2 separate regions of the Homo sapiens genome follow, and region 2 is linked to region 1. The links are chromatin loops, found by intact Hi-C in ENCODE. Cell type or tissue: IMR-90. All regions are shown on one strand. Links, peaks and the distances in the headings refer to the core of each region. The heading gives the core; the rest is flanking DNA. Region 1 overlaps C9orf50 (chromosome 9 open reading frame 50). Region 2 has its middle 30 kb from the start of LINC00963.

Region 1 (9,164 bases), core at 1,165-9,164:
GAAGCGGAAACTTTCTCTCTCCTGGAGACAGTTGGCACTGCCAGGTCCAGCAAGGAAGCTAAGAGCCACCAGACCCTGGATGTAATGGTGTCTGTTTTGCAGTTCCCAGTGAGTTTTCTTTTTCTTTTTTTTTTTCTGATACGGAGTCTCACTCTGTCGCCCAGGCTGGAGTGCAGTGGCGCGATCTCGGCTCGCTGCAAGCTCCACCTCCCGGGTTCATGCCATTCTCCTGCCTCAGCCTCCTGAGTACCTGGGATTACAGGCATGCGCCACCGCCCCTGGCTAATTTTGTATTTTTAGTAGAGACGGGGTTTCTCCATGTTGACCAGGGTGGTCTCGAACTCCTGACCTCAGGGATCCACCTGCCTCTGCCTCCCAAAGTGCTGGGATTACAGGCATGAGCCACCGCGCCTGGCCATTCCCAGTGAATTTTCTGAAGTGTGTCTCGAGAAGCAGGCGAGAAGTCCCTGTTCTTACTCTGGTATAACCTTGACTAAGCTCCACCTTTTTCTGTGTGCCCAGCCTCTTCTCAGGATCCAGCAGCCCCCAGGGTCCCCAACAGTCAATGTCCTCTAGCTGTTTATTGAGCACCCACTATGTGCAGTTTCAGGAAATGTCTGCCTCAAGGTCTAGCTGTGGGCGATGCCCTGCAAACCTAGGACCTTCGCTGATTTGGGAGGGATCTGACGCAGCCTCCTTAGCGTGACAGGAAGCTGGAGTTAGAAGCTGTGATTTTTGCCCAACTTCTGTTTGTTTGGTGGGGAAACCAAGGCCCCAGAAGCAGGATGGGCTTGTGTGGGTGACGCAGAGCCACATATAGAAGCCAGAGTGACCCCGGGCCCCTCTTGGGAATCCAAGGCCAGGACAAGCCCAAGAGAAACAATTTCATGTGAATGGCAGTTGGTGCATACAGGAGATGATTCCGTGTCAGCCACTGGCCATAAGGAGCTATCATGGTGTCCCGGGCAGCAGGGTGCCCAGGAGACGTGGGGGCCAGCCTGCTGCTTCCCAGCCCTTTCCATCCTGGGGCAGCCATTGGGGAACTCAGGGTCCTTGGACCACCTCGCATGGCTGCTGTTGGACAGGAAGAGCCCCCATCCCTGAGACAGCCCTCCCTGAAGCCCTCAACGCTCTCAGCATGGTTTCTGGGATTTCTATGATGGGGTAAGTGGTCTCCCCACTGCGAGAAAGGGGGCACGCTTCCGGCTGCAGCGTGAGTGGGGGTGCGCAGGGGCACAGCTTGGGTATAACAGAAATGGTCACGCAAGGTGGTTTTAAAACCCAAGGCTTCTCTGGAGGCAGCCAGAAGGCGCTGGGGAGCCTGGGGTTGCCATGGAGACAGGGCTCTGACCGGCCCTGCCTGCCAGAGGGAGGAAAAGAGGGTGGGGGCACCAGTGCCCTCCTCCTGGGCAGAGATCTCACCCTGCCCTCTTTCCTGCAGTCCAACAGAGCGTCATTGTGAACCAGAAGGCCGCCCTGCCAGTGGCGTCCGAGCGGGTGTTTGGGAGTGTCGGAAAACGGCTGGAGAGTTTGCCCAAAGCCCTGTACCCTGGGGCCAAGGAGGAGACCCTGGCCAGCTCCTCGTGTTGGGACTGCGCTGGCCTGTGAGGCTCCAGGGAAGCGGATGGGACTCGTGGACATTGCCAGGGCCCTCCACCCCCCTTGCCTACAGACCTCCCCACCCAGCAGCAGGCGGGTTGCCAGTGTGGGTCCTCAAGGGCCCTGCCAGCCATGGGTGGGCCGGGGACTCAGAGTCCAGGAAGCTCATGGGGTCCTGTCTCCCCCAGGTCCACCCAGAAGACACAGGGCTACCTTTCTGAGGACACCTCCATGAACAGCAGCCTGCCCTTCTGTTCATGGAAGAAGGCCGCTGCTCAGAGGCCGCGAAGCAGCCTCCGAGCCTTCTTGGACCCGCACAGAAACCTGGAGCAGGTGGGCAAATGGTCTTGCTCCTGGACCTAGAAGCTGGTGAGCCCCTGCTGGCAGCTGGCTCCGGGAGCAGCCCTGTTTGGTGGAGTGGCTGGGGCTGGGAGTGGACCCTCCCTGAGAGCCAAGTCACCGTGGGGGCTTGCAGTGGCCACGCCCTGTGTTCCTGCATCTCCCTCAAAGGGCAGCTGTCAAGGGGTGGCTCTAAGCCAGGTGCCTGGGTTCCGATCACAGTTCCTTTCTGCATCTCCCCTCCCCTCCCCTCTCCTCTCTTTGCTTTTTTGAGACAGAGTGTTGCTCTGTCGCCCAGGCTGGAGTGCAGTGGTGCAATCTTGGCTCACTGCAACCTCTGCAATGGGGACACCCACCACCACACCCAGCTAATTTTTGTATTTTCGGTAGAGACAGGGTTTCACTATGCTGGCCAGGCTGGTCTTGAACTCCTGACCTCAGGTGATCTGTCCGCCTTGGCCTCCCAAACTGCTGGGATTACAGGCGAGAGCCACCGTGCTTGACCTTGCATTTGTTTCCTCATCTTTTAAAATGGGGCTGACAGCACTACCTGCCCAACAGGGCTTCAGCACAGAATCCCACTGGGAGCCCAGTCCCCTGCCCCGAGGTCCTGGTAGCAGCCAGCTGGTCCTCTGTCTCACTCTAGGAGTCCCTCCTGCCCAACCGGGTGCTGCAGTCGGTCCTGAAGCAAGGCTGCCCTAAGGGGTACCATCTCCTCCTGGCCTCCGCAACACTGCAGCCAGATAAGAGGTGAACACTCGCGAACCCAAGGCCAGGGGCACACATGGGCCAGGCAATGAGGAGCGTCCTTCCTTGCCCCACAAATAAAGGCACATCCCAGGTGGCTGGGACCTGCCAGTAGGTGTCACACCACAAGCCTTTCTGGGTACCTGGTTGCTGGTCTCTGGGGGTTCCTGGAAGGAAGGGGATGGAGACACAGCCAGGATGAGGCTGAGGGGTGGGGACAGGGCATCCCTGGGGTTCAGGACTTGTAGTGAACCCCTCTTCTGGAAGGTGGGAGACCCTGCCACATACCTGAAACCTGGGAACATGCTGGGCACAATGGTCCATGCCTGTAATCCCAGAACTTTGGAAGGCTGAGGTGGGAGGATGGCTTGAGCCCAGGAGTTTGAGACCAGCCTGAGCAACATAGACCCTGTCTCTTAAAAAAAGAAAAAAAAATAGCTGGGCGTGGTGCTCCACGCCTCTAGCCCCAGGTACTTGGGAGGCTGAGGCGGGCAGATTGCTTGAGCCCAGGTGGTTGAGGCTGCAGTGAGCTGTGATCCCGCCACTGCACTCCAGCCTGGGCGAGAGAGTAAGACCTTGTCTCAAAAAACAAGCAAACAAACAACAACAACAACGAAACCCAAAAAACTTGGGACCAAGCCTCTGTTGACCTAGATCAGCCCACACCTGAAGCAGGCACCTGCTGGAAACTCAGCCTAGGGGTGGAGAACCCCCACCCCAAGCCTCTGTCCTCCCCCACCAAGCCTCCATCTGACATCCACAATGGAGTGAGGGCGTCCAGACTCCAGCCGAGGGAAGAGAGCCCTGTGTTGGTCTCATGCGTTTCCCCGGAAGGGTTGGCACCCTCTGGTCCCAGAAGGCAAAGCACCTGTGTGGGACGGGCTGGGGCCCACGGTTTCTCTCCTAGTCTGGGGATGAGGGGGTGGATGTTCAAATCTGCATCAGGAGGTGGCGAAAGACAAGGTGGCAGACCCTGCCCACCAGGTTTGCCCCTGCCACACCTGCGTTCCAGCCCCCTGGAGAAAGTTTGAGCCGCCGCCTCTTTCCCTGAAGCTGTCAGTGGCCCCCAGACCCGCGCCATTGCCCAGGATCCGGGTCTTTCTCGCCACCTCCTGGCCGCTGAGGAAACAGCAGGGAATCCACACCCTGGCGCCTTGTTTAATGGCAAAGGAATGGGCTGCAAACGGTGGGACTGGCCTGGGCGGTGGCTGGTGGGGGTCCTTAGGGCCGGGATGGGTTGTGGATGGGGGACGCCTTTTGGGAGAGGCGCCCTAACTCCAGAAGAAGGGCAATAGAGCTAGGGTTAGTTTAGACAAACTCTGCAGGGATGGGAAGAAGACAGCACTGCCACCGCCCCTCCACCGGGTACCTGATTGCTGGACTCTGGAGGTAACTGGAAGGAAGGGGGTGGAGACACATCTAGGACGAGGAGTGGGATTCAGTCCCTGGGACGTCCCCTCCCTTCTGTCTCCCTTTCTGGACATTCACGCCCCGTCCCCCGTCTCAGCAGGCCTGATTCTACGGCCCCTCCTCCAGGTGGCCTTGCGCAGCCCACGTCGCCCTCTCTGAGCCTCAGTTTACCCCAAGGGTCGCGGCGGGCCCCGGCCCCTGCGCCGGCTGCAGCACCGCGGCGCGCCCACGCGGGGGCAGTGTTGGCCTGGCTTTGGCGCCGCCTGGCGCGGCCGAAACTTCTCAGCCTCTCGCTCCAGGGTCGGAAACTTTTCCCCTCGCGCGGCGCTCGCGCCCGCCCGCCTCCGCCTCCGCGCTGCTGGCTCCGCACAGCCCCGCTCCGGCCGCGCGACCTCCTGGCACCTGCTCCGAGCCCACGACCGGCCCTGGCGGGTGGGGGGAAACGCGCCGCCCCCGCCCCCCAACTTCCCTCTCTCTCGCTTTTGTTGTTCAGCCCAAAATTGCTAGGCTTGCAGCCGTGCGGCAGCGCCGAGCACTGAAGCCGGAGTCCGCGTGGAGCCCCCGGGGCGGGTCTCGGCGCCCCCGCGACCCCGGACTCCACGCCCTTGCTCGCGCCGGGGGCACCACGCCGGTGGGGGGGGGGCGGGGCCTGCAGGGAGACCTGGCCCCCGCCTACCGCTTACCCCTCCCCTTCCCCCCTTTCCCCTCTCCCTCCCCCTTTCCCCTCCCCCTCCCTCCTCCCCCCCTCCTCCCCCCTCCCCTGTGGCTCGGCCCGCAAGGCCCCGGGATCCCGCAGCGCTCCTGTCCGCTCCCTGCGCTGTCCACTCCCTCCCCGCAGACCACAGATGGAGGACGGAAGCCTCAGTCCCGCCGCTTTCGGCACTCACACCCACCACCGAGATACGCACCCCGAGACACACACAGGCACACCACAGGGCCACACCCACACGGTACACAGACAAAACAACGCCCCACAGACACCCCCTTCAGACACACACACCACACACATACCCGGACTCCTGCCCTACAAACAGCCGGTGAACACAGGCCGACCTCACACATACACGGCCTCTCACGGGGTCTCCCAGGGCCGCAGCCCCCACATTCGGGGTCATCTGCTGCCCTGGAGGCCCAGACGCCTCCCCCTGGCCCTCTGTAGCCACTTGTCTGTCCACCAGCATGTCCCCCACCATGAACAGGGGATGAGGAAGAGGGAGCGAGGCATTCAGGGGATGGACCCAACCCCAGCTCTTCCCCGGGGGCCCTCCGGGGGCCTATCTCTCACCCTCTTTGGCAGAGACCCCAGATTGGGGGCCTCCCCAGGGGCCCCAACAGGGCCCTTTTCCGTGGGGCATTTCCACTCAGGGCTGGCGGGGGTGGGGTGGGGTTTGGGGTGGGGGGGCTGCCCCTCCTGGGCTTCAGGAAGCAGCATGTCAGGGAGGCCAGGAAAGCTCTGCTCCCCCCAACTCAGACCCATCTGAGCAGCTGGGATCAAGGCAGGCGCACCCTCCAACCCCACGCCTGCCATTGGTCATGGACAGTCCTGTGCCCAGCCAGGGCAGGGGAGAGTGGCAGCCCGGTCTAGTTGGGGGGAGGGGGAGGAATGACTCTGACCCAAGGCAGAAGGCAGAGCTGGGAGAGGCAGGAGGTCACTGCCCCTTTCTAGGTGTCCCCACCTCCCCACGCCTCTGCACCCCTGCAAGCTGGCTCCTTAGCCCGTTTGCTGATAAGGACACTGAAACCCTGAGGGCTCAGGCGGTCTCACCTGGGCGTGCTGGCGGTGCCCACTGGAGCTGGAACTGGTCCTACAGATGTCCTGAGCCAGCAGAGCCCTCGGCGGCGCACACAGGAGCTCTCTCCTAAGCCGCTCTCTGTACAGCCTTTGGTTGTTGGGGAAGCCAGGGCCCAGAGAGGCTCAACTCTTTCTCAAGATCACACAGTGACCAGGTGTTGGAGTGGGCATTCGCACTCAGCACCTCTTCACGGGGAAGCCCCGTCTCCCGCTGAGCGCAGTCCTGTGGAGGCTGCTTCTTCCTGCCGCACATGGGGCACCTCGGAGCAGGGAGGATCAGGGCAAGGTCAAGGAAGGAGAGGCGTTTATTTGGAGAGGGTGGAACTGGGCAGGTGCACAGGGTCCGGAAGGAGCTGGAAGCCTCAAGGCTGGTGGGCAGGACCCACGACTGGAGTGGGGAAGAGGGCGCTGGCTCCAGGCAGGAGCCTGGTGGGAGGGAGAGGAGGGAGCCAGGAGCTAGGGAGCCCTGTAGATGCAGGGCCAAGGGAAGCCAGCCCCAAGTGGGGCTCCAGGGATGGCAGCTGCCCCACGGGCCGATTGCCATTCTGCAGGCGGCTCATTCAGCTCTGTTATGGACTGAACGTGTCCCCCCAAAATTCATATGCTGGAACCCCAGGTCTGATGTGATGGTTTGAGGAGGTGGGGCCGTTGAGGGGTGATCAGGTCATGAGGGTGGAGCCCTCACAAGTGGGATTCCTGCCCTTATAAAAGAGGCCCGAGGCCGGGCGCTGTGACTCACGCCCGTAATCCCAGCACTTTGGGAGGCCGAGGTGGGTGGATCACCTGAGGTCAGGAGTTTGAGACCAGCCTGGCCAACATGGCGAAACCCATCTCTACTAAAAATACAAAAATTAGCTGGGCATGGTGGTGGGCACCTGCAATCCTAGCTACTGGGGAGGCTGAAGCAGGAGAATAACTTGAACCCAAGATGCGGAGGTTGCAGTGAGCCGAGATCATGCCACTGCACTCCAGCCTGGGCAACAGAGCAAGATTTTGTCTAAAAAAAAAAAAAAAAGAAATAAAATAAAAGAAAAAGAGGTCCCAGAAAGGCCTTGCCCCTTCCTCCTTGTGCGGATACCGCAAGAGGCCAGCAGTGTGCAACCCGGAGGAGGGCCCTCACGGGAACCTGACCATGCCAGCACCCTGATCTCGGACTGCCAGCCTGCAGCCTGGGAGGAATACACTCTATTGCTTCGGAGCTGCCTAGGCTCTGGTCATCTGTTAAGCAGCCCAAAGAGACTCAGCCAAGTACCACACCCGTGCTGGGCCCTGAGTGGGTAACTGCCTGGGCAGCCCCGCCCCTGGAGCCTAGAGTCATGGGGAGCATTGCTCAAATTGAGCAGTTCCAGGATGCAGTGACAAGTGCTGGGATGGGAGGCCTTGGGAGCAGAGAGTAGGGCCTCAATCCTCTGTGCAGGGCATGGGGTGGACACCTGGGCTTTCTGACGGCAGCCAGGTGGGGGCGTGGTCAGAACACAGAGGCACACAGGGAAAGGCAAGTGACTGCTACTGCCTTTCCGGTCCCACAGGAAGGCTGGTGATGCAATTCTCAGCATGGACCAGGGGAGGAAACAGACATGGGAGGGCTGTTGAGCAGGCAGAGGGAAGGGCTGGTGTTCGCCTAGCCAAGATAGACACACACACACACACACACACACACACACACACACACACCACACCACACACCACACACCCTGGCTCCCAGCCGTGTGGGGCTGCCCAGCACTCATTCCAGCTGCTCTGCCTTTATCGGGGCCATTTGTTCGACCCCACCCCCACCACCTGCCCACCCTCACCCTTTCCCATCATTTCTGCCTCTCTGGGTCCTTCTGTCTTCCCTCCCAAATACACCCTAAGTGACAGATGGTCTGCCCCTTCCTGTTGGAGGCAGTGAAACCCTTCCATGGGGACATGTGACACCACCTCCGGGCAGCCCCACAAGCCTCAACATTCCCCTATGAACAGCACCAAGAAGGGGGATGCTCACTGCTGTTTCGACCCATCGGAGCCAGCTTTGGATGCTGGATGGTGTCTAGGCCAGAAGCAGGGATTGGACTCACCAGGCTGGGCCAGGTGTCTCTAGGGCTCTGGAATTCTCCCAGTCAGACTCGGACCCCAAGCACGGCAGCCGGGAGCAGCTCCTCTGCCTCTGCCATCATGGAGCCCGGGCACCCTTAAAGACTCACCCACCAATGTTTCCCTGGCTTATTTACTGCACCTGGCAGCTGAGGGGGCTTCAGTGATGCCCCCAAACTCCCAGGGAGCCCCCCTGCCTGGCTCTGGGAAGACTTCTCTGATGGCTGAAGAGCGCAGCAAACCTCAAAAGAATCTTCCAACAGGAACGTCCTGGTCCATACACTTTGCAGCCATCTCAGTGACCCGAAGCATGTTCTCTGGGGGACGTCACCTCCCCAGGCCGGCCACAAGTAACTTCTAGTAACTTCTAACACAGCCCACAGCTGTTCTGGTCATGTGGATTATCTGGCCATGTTAATCAGGGCAGCCAGGAATCCGTGAGAGCAAGATGAACCCGGGCCCTGACCTCATGAAGCTCAGAGTCCAGCAGGAAATCGCAGAGGAATCAGGACGAAAGCTATCGAGCAAGTGCTATTTGCAGATGCTGCTCTAACACGTCCGTGCTTAAAGCTTACCTCCCCTTGAAGGAGGGCACATCTCTGGGGAGTAGGCCCAATCCCTGCAGATCAAGAAACCAGCCCACAGAGAGGTTAAGTAACTTGACCAGGGTCACACAGCTGAGCTCCAGATAAGAAATCATATAAGAAAGGGAGGTTCAGGCAGCTGTGCAGGGGAGCACAGAGCAGCTGCCTCCTCTGAGGCTGAGGTTTCTTCCTCCAGGAAGCTGGCCTAGATTTCCACTAGCCCAGCAGGGCCATAGCCAGTGCGTCCAGGCTGGCTATCCTGGCAAACTCTGTCCTGGGGAGCCAGTGTCTGGATTGGGGAGATATAGATGGGGCCAGCTGCACAGATGTGTGACCCCTGCAGGCGCACAGGGCCCCAGGCTTAGAAGGGCCCTGCACAGGCTTCATGCTATGTGGTTGCCATCTTGAAATTTGCAATACATGAGGCACGAGGGGTCCTGCTTTTCATTTTACCCTGGGCCCCACAGACTGTAGCTACCCCATACACAGACACTAAATTATGGCGATGCTGAGCTGCGGCTGGGCGGAGGGCTGGTGAGAGGGTCGCAGAGGGTCTCCTGGAAGAATCGGCCAGACAGAGAGGCCGAGGGGCTGGAGCGAGGCTGGTCAGATGGGCA
Region 2 (9,966 bases), core at 1-8,000, 150 kb after region 1:
CTGAAAACTATAACACAGTGTGACAGACGCAAGGGAGGTGGACATAACCCAGACCTCCAAACACCGAGCTCTGTGTCAGATCTCATTGGGGGTCCTTACCCCCATTCACCAGACAGGGAATCTGAGGCTTACAGGAAGTAAATGGCAGTGAAGAGGGAAGCTGGAATTTCCACCAACACAGAGCCAACGCCACAGCCTCCTCCAAGCCGCATTCAGGGGCTTGGCACCCTCACAAGGCCCCGTGCTCACCCCTGAGCAGGTCCCACAAGAAGCTGCAGGGCCAGTCTGTGCCCTGCATGCTGCCCCCACTTCAGCCACAAAGGCCCTTCCTGTGGATTCGGGAATGTGCCGTAGTCCCACCAGCACAGGCCCTTTGCACGTGCCTGGAACGCTCTTCCCTAGGTTGTAATTGTCACTGTTTGTCTCTGTCACCCCAGCCAGCCCACGAGGATGGAGTTAGGGCTTGTTCCCCCCTTATTAACCCAGGGAGTGGCCAGGCCTGGCACGGAGCAGGGGCTCCCCTTCTGATGGGAGGCCATGAAGGAGTGGTGGAGGTCGAGCTGAAGCAGCTTTGTCTTGCAGTCCTGCAGTCCTACAGTCCTGTTATCTGCCCTGGATCAGGCACCCATGATTTGCCCAGGATGGAGCCGAACAATTTACCAACACTGTGTAACTGAATTCTCAGAACCAACCCAGGAGGCTGGTACCATCCTTCTTCCATTGTCATGAGTGAGAAATGAGGTGACCCACCCAACATCAACATGGTAGAGCAGGAATTTGCTTTTTCAATGTATTGAGGCATAATGGACACTGGATACCTGCACATATTTAAATCGCACAGCTTGATGAGCTTTGGCACAGGTGCAGCACACCCCTAAAACCATCACTACCATCAAGACGGTGAACACACCCACCCCCACCCCACCCCACTGCCTCCTGTCCCAACAAAAGTTTCCTCATGCTGGCTGGGCACAGTGGCTCACACCTGTAATCTCAGTGCTTTGGGAGGCCAAGGTAGGAGGATCATCTGAGACCAGGAGTTTGAGACCAGCCTGGGCAACACAGAGAGACCCTGTCTCTACAATAAATAAATAAATACATACATACATACATACATACAAAAATTAGCCAAGCATGGTGGCATGTGTCTATGATCCCAGCTACTTGGGAGGCTGAGACCTGAAGCCAGGAGATGAAGGTGTCACAGTGAGCTATGACTGCGCTACTGCACTCCAGCATGGGCGACAGTGAGACCCTGTCTTAAAAAAAAAAAAAAAGAAAAGAAAAGAAAGAAAAAGTTTCCCATTGCCAATTTGTAGTCCTTCCTGGACCCCAGCATCCCCAGGCAACCACAGAGCTGCTTTCTGTCATTACCGACTCGCACGCATCTTCCGGGACTTCACACCGACACAATCCCCCATGCCTTGCTGGTGGCTGCCGGCTCCTCTCCCAGTCATGGTGCTGTGGTGCTGTGTGCACGGTTGTTCCGGCTCCTCTCCTGGTCATGGTGCTGTGGTGCTGTGTGCACGGTCGTTCCTGTTGGTGAGTCGCCTTCCATGGGACGGATGTGCCACAACCTGTTGCTCCCTTTGCCTGCGGGACGGAGCAACACTGTGCTGTCTCCAGTTTCCGCCTTTTACAAATAAAGCTGCTGTGAACACTCATGTGCAAGGCTCTGTGTGGAGGTGAGTTTCATTGTTTTCTTTTTCTTTCTTTTCTTTTCTTTTCTTTTCTTTCTTTTTTTTTTTTGAGACATGGTCTCGCTCTGTCGCCCAGGCTGGAGTACAGTGGCGTAATTTTGGCTCACTGCGGCCTCAACCTCCCTGGCTCAAGCGATCCTCTCACCTCGGCCTCCTGAGTAGCTGGGACTACAGGTGTGCACCACCATGCCTGGCTAATTCTTTTTTTTTTTTTTTTTAATTGAGACGGAGTTTCGCCCTTGCTGCCCAGGCTGGAGTGCAGTGGCATGATCTCGGTTCACTGCAACCTCCGCCTCCCAGATTCAAGCGATTCTCCTGTCTCTGCCTCCCAAGTAGCTGGGATTACAGGCATGCACCACCATGCCTGGCTAATTTTTGTATTTTTTGTAGAGATGGGGTTTCACCGTGTTGGCCAGGCTGGTCTTGAACTCCTGACCTCAGGTGATTCACCTGCCTTGGCTTCCCAAAGTGCTGAGGTTACAGCCGTGAGCCACCACACCCGGCATATATATATACATATATGTTTTTTTTTTTTAGACTCTCGCTCTGTCGCCCAGGTTGGAGTGCGGTGGCATGATCTCTGTTCACTGCAAGCTCCACCTCCCGGGTTCAGGCCATTCTCCTGCCTCAGCCTCCAGAGTAGCTGGGACTACAGGCACCCACCACCATGCCCAGCTAATTTTTTGTATTTTTAGTAGAGACGGGGTTTCACCGTGTTAGCCAGGATGGTCTCGATTTCCTGACCTCGTGATCCGCCCGTCTCGGCTTCCCAAAGTGCTGGGATTACAGGCATGAGCCACCGCGCCCGTCCAGTCTTTAAATATTTTGTAAAGACAGGGTCTCACTATGTTGCCTAGACTGGTCTTGGACCCCTGGGTTCAAGAGATCCGCCCGCCTCAGCCTCCCAAAGTGCTGGGATTACAGGCATGAGCCACTGCGCCGGTGGAGATTTCATTTCTTGGAGATAAAAGCCTCGGAGTGCCATGGTCAGATCCGTGGTAAGAGTATGTTCAACTTTTTTAAAAGTGCCAAATGTTTTCCAAAAGTAGTCGAACCACTTCTCATTCCTATCAGCGGTGGATGAGGGTCCCACTGGAGTGTGGGATTTGAACTCAGGCCCAGCCCACTCCAGAACCTGTGTCTGTCCCTGCCAAGCTTCAGGGATCCTCTCTGAAGGCCTTGGAGAAGGAACCAGCAGACAGCCGGCGGGGGCGGTGCTGGGATGCGGGCTCCGGCCTCTTTGCATCAGCCGAGGGTCCCTCCCTTGTAGCTGGGTCTGGCTTCCTCCTTGAACAGAGTGCTGCCTTCCCAGGGGCTCCTGGAGGGCAGGGGTGGGCACTCCGTGGGCACCAGGCCCACGAGGGGCTCCAGACCCTCCGCGGACCCTTGTCCCTGGCTGGGTTGAAGATGCCCGGAGTCTCCCAGGCCATGCCAAAGGCTTGTGGGGGTGGGGAAGGGTGCGAGGGTTTCACCAGGCACGCGCCAGGGAAAGGGCTTGTCCCTTGAGCTCCGACAGACAAGGAGGAGGAAGGAAGCCACCAGAACCCAGGCAGCGGCCGGGGGGAGAGCCAGAGAGTTTAGCAGCCAAAGCGGGGAGGGGCGACCCTCTCCTTCCAGACCCCAGGGAGGTGGGCAGAAAGCGGGAGGGGCGCGAGAAGGGAGCAGGGATTCTTCATTAAAACTGAACCCCCGGAGCCGGGCCCGCGGCGGCCGAGCAGCCGGGCTGCAGGCGGCCTCCCTCTCGCGGCGCACAGAGGCCCGCGCCGGCTCCAGCCGCCCGCGGCCGACCTCGCGCGTCCTCAAAGCCAGCCTGTCCCACTTCCCCCGCCGGTTGCTACAGCAACTGAGCTCTGAGTAATCAGCTGCACGGTGACCTTTCTTCCCCCGGAGAGCGGGAGGGAGGGAGCGGGAGGGCGGAGGGAGGAAGGGAGGGGAGGAGAGAGGGGGGAGGAGGAGGGAGGAGGAGAATGGAGGGGAAAGATGGAGAGGAGGAGGGAGGGAGGCTGGAGGGGGGAGATGCAGGCGGGGGAGGAGGGAGGAGGAGCAGGGGGAGGCTGAGCTGCTGGTCAAAGCTGTAAATCCCTGCAGCTGGGGTCTGAGGGCTTTGCGGGGAGGAGCTGGCAGTCAGAAGGCGGGAGAGAGGAGGGGGCGGCCGGCAGCACCGTGGTAGGGGGAGGGAGGGGTAGCCAGGGAACTGACCCGGACAGATTCCCTCCCAGGCACCCCTGGCGCCCACCCCTAGCCCCTCCCGGGATGCTCCCCCGAGTCCTCCCTCGTGGAGAGGTGAGGGGACTGTGAGAGAACGGCAGGTCCCCAGTGCTCTCTGGCTCACAGGACAGCCCTCCCGCCTCCGCAGCCGCCTTGATTCCACCATTCCCCAGATGGAAAAACTGAGGCTGGGAGGCTTGTTTACAGTGTCAGGGCCCCGAGCTTGGCCCCTGGGACAGCCCCTCACCCCACAACCGCCACTAGCTGGCAACCAGGTGGAGGAAAGTTCTGGTCCACGCCCAGCCTTCCCACCTCCCTGATCTCTGGCCTCAGTTTCCCTGGTTGTAAAGCAAGGATCCCCACGGCATGGTGTACGCTGCAGTGGCGGGGGAGTTAGGGGGCTCCATGGAGCTTCTCACACCCCAGTGTTGATTTAAGATTCTCTAAGCGCAGCAGAAGCGCGGTGAGGCGAATGTGAGAGGGCCGGGACTGGAGATGCTGGGGATGGGGTGGGCATACTTAGGAGAAGGGGCCCCACAGGTCCCGGAGCGGCCAGGTAGCTGGGGCACCACCCAGGCCCCCTCAGGCGCGGAAACCTTCCTGCTACCTGGTATCCTGCCTACCCCCCCCAGCTCGGCCGCCCTGGGGCCTCTCCGGCTCCAGCTCTTGGCTGGGCCTCGGTGCCAGCACAAGCCCTATCACCCGCCGGCCCTGGGGACCCGCCAGCCGCCTGTTTACGAGGCCAGCCAGCCCCCCGTCACAGCCGTGCCCACGGGGTGGGGGAGGGACGACAGATGGCGGAGGTGCCATTTTAACCAGAGTCTGCAGCCGTTGGGGAAGGAGAGGAAGTAGCCCAGGGCTGGAGGGAGCTGGGACCTTCTGTTGTTGCTGCCCCTGGGGCACCTCCATCCTACCCCCTCTGCACGGGCACCTCTCCCGAGCTCAGGTCTGAGTGGCACAGATCCAACAACCTCGTCACTGGGGCTGCCTAATCTTCCATGGACTCTGTGGGTGCCCCTTGGATCAGCGAAGCATCCGGGGTCCCCCGGGGGCAGGGGCTATAGGGGCAATCTCTTAAGGCTCCACTGTGAGGAGGGCCCCATGACTTCTCCAGCCCACAGCAAGGATCCCCCACCCCCACTACTGACTATGAAATGCAGGCTGCAGGGAGTCACAGCAGGAGGGACCGTGGGCAGACAGGGCTGCAAAGTTCGGCCTGCCTCGAGGCTCCAGCAGGGGAGCTCAGGACGGGTTGGGAGCAAAGTCTGGGAGAGGGAGAGGGGCTCCCCCCAGGCGTTCTGTGCTTTCATCCCAGCTCAGCACCCATGTCAGCCCCAGAACCTCCCCCAGGCTTCCACATTCAAAGCTCCAGCTGCAGAGGGTGCTGACCTCGCCCCTGTGGGGGTAGGGGGCGAAAGGGGGCTTAGGGGCAAGCCAGATGGTGATATGGAGACAAACTGCATAGCTCCTCGGTAACTCTCAGGCCCGTGTTTCACAGGTGAGGACACCAAGACCAGGGGCGTGAAGCCACTGGTCCAGGGTCACCCAGCTGTTGATGGGTGCGCCAGCCCCTGATGGTCCAGGATGAGGAGCACGTGACGCTCTCAGGCCACAGAACGACCGCACTGGAGGCAGCAGCCGTGGCTGTGAGCCTGCCTGTTCCCCAGGGTTCTTGACTCTCTGGAAGCTTCCCTTTGTGGGAAACCTTTGTGCACCCAGGCTTTTGGACAAGTGACACTTGTTTGTACAAGCAGGAGTGGTTTGGATCAAGGGATCGAGGTGATAGCAAGAGCCACTCTGCCTCCCTGAGCACCCGCAAAGCCCTGCTCTGGGCCTCACATGTGGTTTTTGTTTTGTTTTGTTTTGAAACAGGGTCGGGCTCTGTCACCCAGGCTGGAGTGCAGTGGCATGATCACGGCTCACTGCAGCCTCAACCTCGCAGGTTTACACAACCCTCCCACCTCAGCCTCCCGAGTAGCTGGGACTTTTGTTTTGTTTTGTTTTGTTTTTAATTTTTTGTAGAGATAGGGTCTTCCTATGTTGCCCAGGCTGGTCTCAAACTCTTGGGTTCAAGTGATCCTCCTGCTATGGCCTCCCAAAGTATTGGGATTATAGGCATGAGCCACCACGCCAGACCCACATGCGTTTTATCATAGGATGTCCTGGCTATCCTGGAAGGTGAATGCTGCTATTATATCCGTTTTCAGATAGAAAAAAATGAGGCTTAGGGAGATGTGGTGACTTGCCTCAGATCTCACAGAACCAAGCATGAGAACTAGGATCAGAATCCACTTTTCCTTGACCTTAGAGATGGTCTCAACCCGACTTGTATCAGCCAGATTTTTCCAGATTCAGGAGTGTGGATGTTTTCCATGTCGGATTTTGCTATGAATAGAATTCTGAGTCTCAAACAGTGTGCTCTTTGCTGTATGCCAGTGCTACCTCCACCTGCCTACTTATTTATCCGCCCATCCTCCCATCCATGTATCTGCCCCTCCACCCACTCATCTGCTGATCCATCTGCTGATCCATCCATCCACCCACCCTTCTATCCACCCGTCCGTTCACTTATCCACTCACCACCCAACTATCCAAGACCTCACTCACCAATCCATCTTCCCATCTACACATCCATCCACTCATCCATCATCCATCCATCCATCCATCTATCCATCCAACCATCCACCCATCTACTCATCCATTCATCCACCCCTCCGTCCACTCATCCATCCATCCACGCACCCATCTACTCATCCATCCATCCACCCATCCATATACCCACTCATCCATACATTCATCCACTCACCACCCACCCATATAGTCATCCACCCTCCACTCATCCATCCATCCATCCATCCGTCCATCCATATACCCTCCCACTCATCCATCCATCCATCTACTCATCCATTCATCCACCCATCCATCCACTCACCCATCCATCCATCCATCCACCCATCTACTCATCCATCCATCCATCCATTCATATACCTACCCATCCACACATTCATCCACTCACCACCCACCCATATAGTCATCCACCCTCCACTCACCCATCTATCCATCCATCCATCCATCCACTCATCCATCCACATATCCACCCATCCATTCACCTATCTATGCACCCATCCATCCAGACATGCATCCACTCACACCACCCACCCATCCATCATTCATCCACCATCCATCCATTCAACCATCTGTCTATGTACCCACCCATCCACACATTCATCTACTCACCACCCACCCATATCCCTCCACTCATCCATCCATCCGTCCATCCATCCATCCACCCATCTACTCATCCATCCATCCATCTACCCATCCATCCACCTATCTATGCACTCACCCTTCCACACACTCATCCACTCACCACCCACTCATACAGCCATCCACCCTCCATTCACCCACCCATCCATCATCCATCCATCCAGCCAACCATCACCCATTCACCCATTCTCAATCCACGCATGTTTCCATCCATCCACCTACCACTGCCCACCATCCATTCATTTTATTTTTATTCTGAGCCTTGCTCCTACACCTTTTGGTTCTGAAACATATGCTTCTGTGAGCTGACTGCTGATACTGTCCCTGTGGAAGTCACTGACTCCCACCCCTGGCTTAGCACACCAGTTCTGACAGGTCCCACCAAGGCTGCAACTCCCACGTAAGAGGGTCAAGCCCCCCTTCTTCCCGCCTCACCTCCACTTGGGTGGGAATTAGACTCTGGGTTCTTTTCTTTCCTTCCTTTCCGGAGTCACTCACTTCTCCACCTGGGTATTTCAGCCCCAAGATAGAGGCCTCAAAAATGTGGAAAAAGAACAAGCCACTAGCTCACTCTCAGAGCCTCACCACCCTGCAAAAGGACATCGATTATCAGGGCACAGGGGAGCATGCCATGGGCACCTGAGCCAGTCCTGGGACCAGGCACTAGCAGGACAAGCTGGTCTGGAACTGGGCAGCCTCCACATCTGCTTCCAACCTGCTGTGTGGCCCTTGACAACAGAATAAGAATAATCGCTCCTGTCCTTCTGAGGGTTGGAAGGGAAAACATGGAGGCTTTAAACAGTGAGAGCGCTTCAGCCCTTCAGTGACAGGGCATAGAAAGCCCTGGGGGAGGAGAAGGAAGGGCAGGGGAGGAGAGGGAAGGGAGGGGGGAAGAGGAAGGGACTGACTTCCTTGAGTACTTACTATGTGTCTGCAAGGTAGCAGGTGTTCCCATCTCTTCATCTCACTGGATTCCCCAACAACTCTATGCAGCTGGCATTCTATCCCCTAGCACACACGCTTCACCGATGGGGAAGCTGAGGCTCAGAGAGGGCCGGCAACTTCTCCAAGGTCACACAGCTCCCACAGGCTAGATCTGGGACACCAGCCCCGGCCCCTCGGTCTGACTCCAGAGTTTGGCACCTTTGCCTGTGTCCCCACCCTGAGCATCTCCCCCTGAAGGTGATGGCAGGGCAGAAAGTGCCATCAGCACTCGCCTCTAAGGCAGCTTTGGAGGTTCATGCAGCCATTCAGTTAACAAATATGCATCCACTCCCTCTCTGGGTTAGGCCTCTCCCCTCCTCCTTGGGGCTCCCTGGTGCGGGCTGCTGTAGGGACTGATCTCAGCTGGCAAAGCCCTGCTTCACCCAGGCTCAAAAAAGAGTCCTGCTGCCGTCCAGCCTGAAGGAGTGGGGGCCACAGGCTCCCAGAACCGAGGCTGGGGAGGCAGGAGGCAGAGCTGTCAGCTCAGAGCAGACTCCTCTCATCAGCATGGGGCCCCAGCCTCCCAGCTTAAAGATCGCCTCGGGCGCTCTCTTAAAGATGCTAACGTTGCAGCTGACATTTGGGAGATCCTGGCAGCCGATCAAACCCAAGCTGAAAATCGGAGCTGCCGGGTGGGTGGGGTGGGCACCAGGCAGCAGGGACCCGCGCTGGCTGGGCCAGCTGGGGCCGAAGGCAGCAGGGCTCGGGTGGCTGGTTGCTGGCTATGGCTGTGCCTTCAACCTGGCCCAAGCCATCTGGGTATCCTGTGCTTTGCTGGAAAGACATGGGAGGAGGAGGAGGAGGCAGAAGGTGAGAAAGGACGAAGGAAGAAAATGGATGTGTAGAGGAGACCTGAACTTCTTTCATCCCCAAACACCAGGTTCTCGCCAGTAATCAGACCAGTCGGCAAAAAGACACCCACGGGTGAAGAGTTGTGGGACACGGATAAGATGGAGGGAGGTTCCTGGTGCCAGTTACATCTCCGGCTGCAGTGCCCAGTGGGTCCCATCCAGTGTAGGGTGTGCCCTGAGGAAGCTGAGGGGTCTGAGGAGGAGTCAGGAGAGAAAGATTCCTACTCATTCTGCCAATCCATGGTGGGGGGATGGAGAGATAGGGCAAACCTCAGCCTGCCTGAGCCAACCTTGTCTCCTTTCCATTCATCCACCCTGCCACCCACTACCTCCACCACCCACCACTGCCACCTCTGCCACCCACCACCTCCACCCACCACTGCCATCCACCACCTCCACCTCCGCCACCCACCGCCTCCACCACCCACCACTGCCACACACCACCTCCTCCACCCACCTCCACCACCCACCACCTCCTCCACCCACCACCTCCACCCACCGTCTCCACCACCTCCACCTCCACCACCTCCACCTCCACCACCTCCACCACCCACCACCTCCACCACCCACCACCTCCACCACCTCCACCACCCACCACCCCCACCATCCACCACCTCCACCACCCACCACCTCCACCACCCACCACCCCCACCATCCACCACCTCCACCACCCACCACCTTCACCCACCACCTCCACCACCCACCACCACCTCCACCACCTCCACCCACCATCTCCACCACCCACCACCTCCACCACCCACCACCTCCACCACCCACCACCCACCACCTCCACCACCCACCACCTCCACCACCTCCACCACCTCCACCCACCACCTCCACCACCTCCACCACCCACCACCCACCACCCACCACCTCCACCACCTCCACCCACCACCTCCACCACCCACCACCCACCACCTCCACCACCTCCACCACCTCCACCCACCACCTCCACC

Evidence for each region. Hi-C counts contacts between places; a loop is a spot of excess contacts. Peaks named below come from ENCODE experiments on the same cell type or tissue, not always from the same donor. Only the 100,000 strongest peaks of a DNase experiment are listed, where the experiment ranks them.
Region 2: it touches region 1 in a loop (11-fold over the local background); 6 of 110 quality-filtered maps call a loop at or near these places.

Annotation. Positions count from the first base shown.
Region 1 is chr9:129,605,875-129,615,038 of GRCh38, reverse strand. C9orf50 (chromosome 9 open reading frame 50) reads left to right here. Exons shown (of 7, transcript NM_199350.4): 5 at 1,442-1,604; 6 at 1,788-1,932; 7 at 2,585-2,814. The coding sequence ends at 2,692. It also overlaps a transcript of NTMT1 not described here. Among named protein-coding and RNA genes, the nearest start is that of C9orf50, 11 kb to the left of the region's middle. RefSeq lists enhancers at 2,976-3,475, 3,799-3,888, 3,476-3,977, 7,520-8,157 and silencers at 4,232-4,281, 4,312-4,361. In IMR-90, for the core only: CTCF peaks have their summits at 3,794 (motif pointing left) and 4,331 (motif pointing right); a DNase peak (open chromatin) is centred at 7,438; H3K4me3 peaks cover 886 bases; H3K27ac peaks cover 2,038 bases.
Region 2 is chr9:129,454,084-129,464,049 of GRCh38, reverse strand. No RefSeq gene overlaps it. Among named protein-coding and RNA genes, the nearest start is that of LINC00963, 30 kb to the left of the region's middle. RefSeq lists a silencer at 3,212-3,501 and enhancers at 3,141-3,764, 3,896-4,416, 4,417-4,938, 5,315-5,364. In IMR-90, for the core only: a CTCF peak has its summit at 3,453 (motif pointing left); a DNase peak (open chromatin) is centred at 3,559; H3K4me3 peaks cover 409 bases; H3K27ac peaks cover 1,447 bases.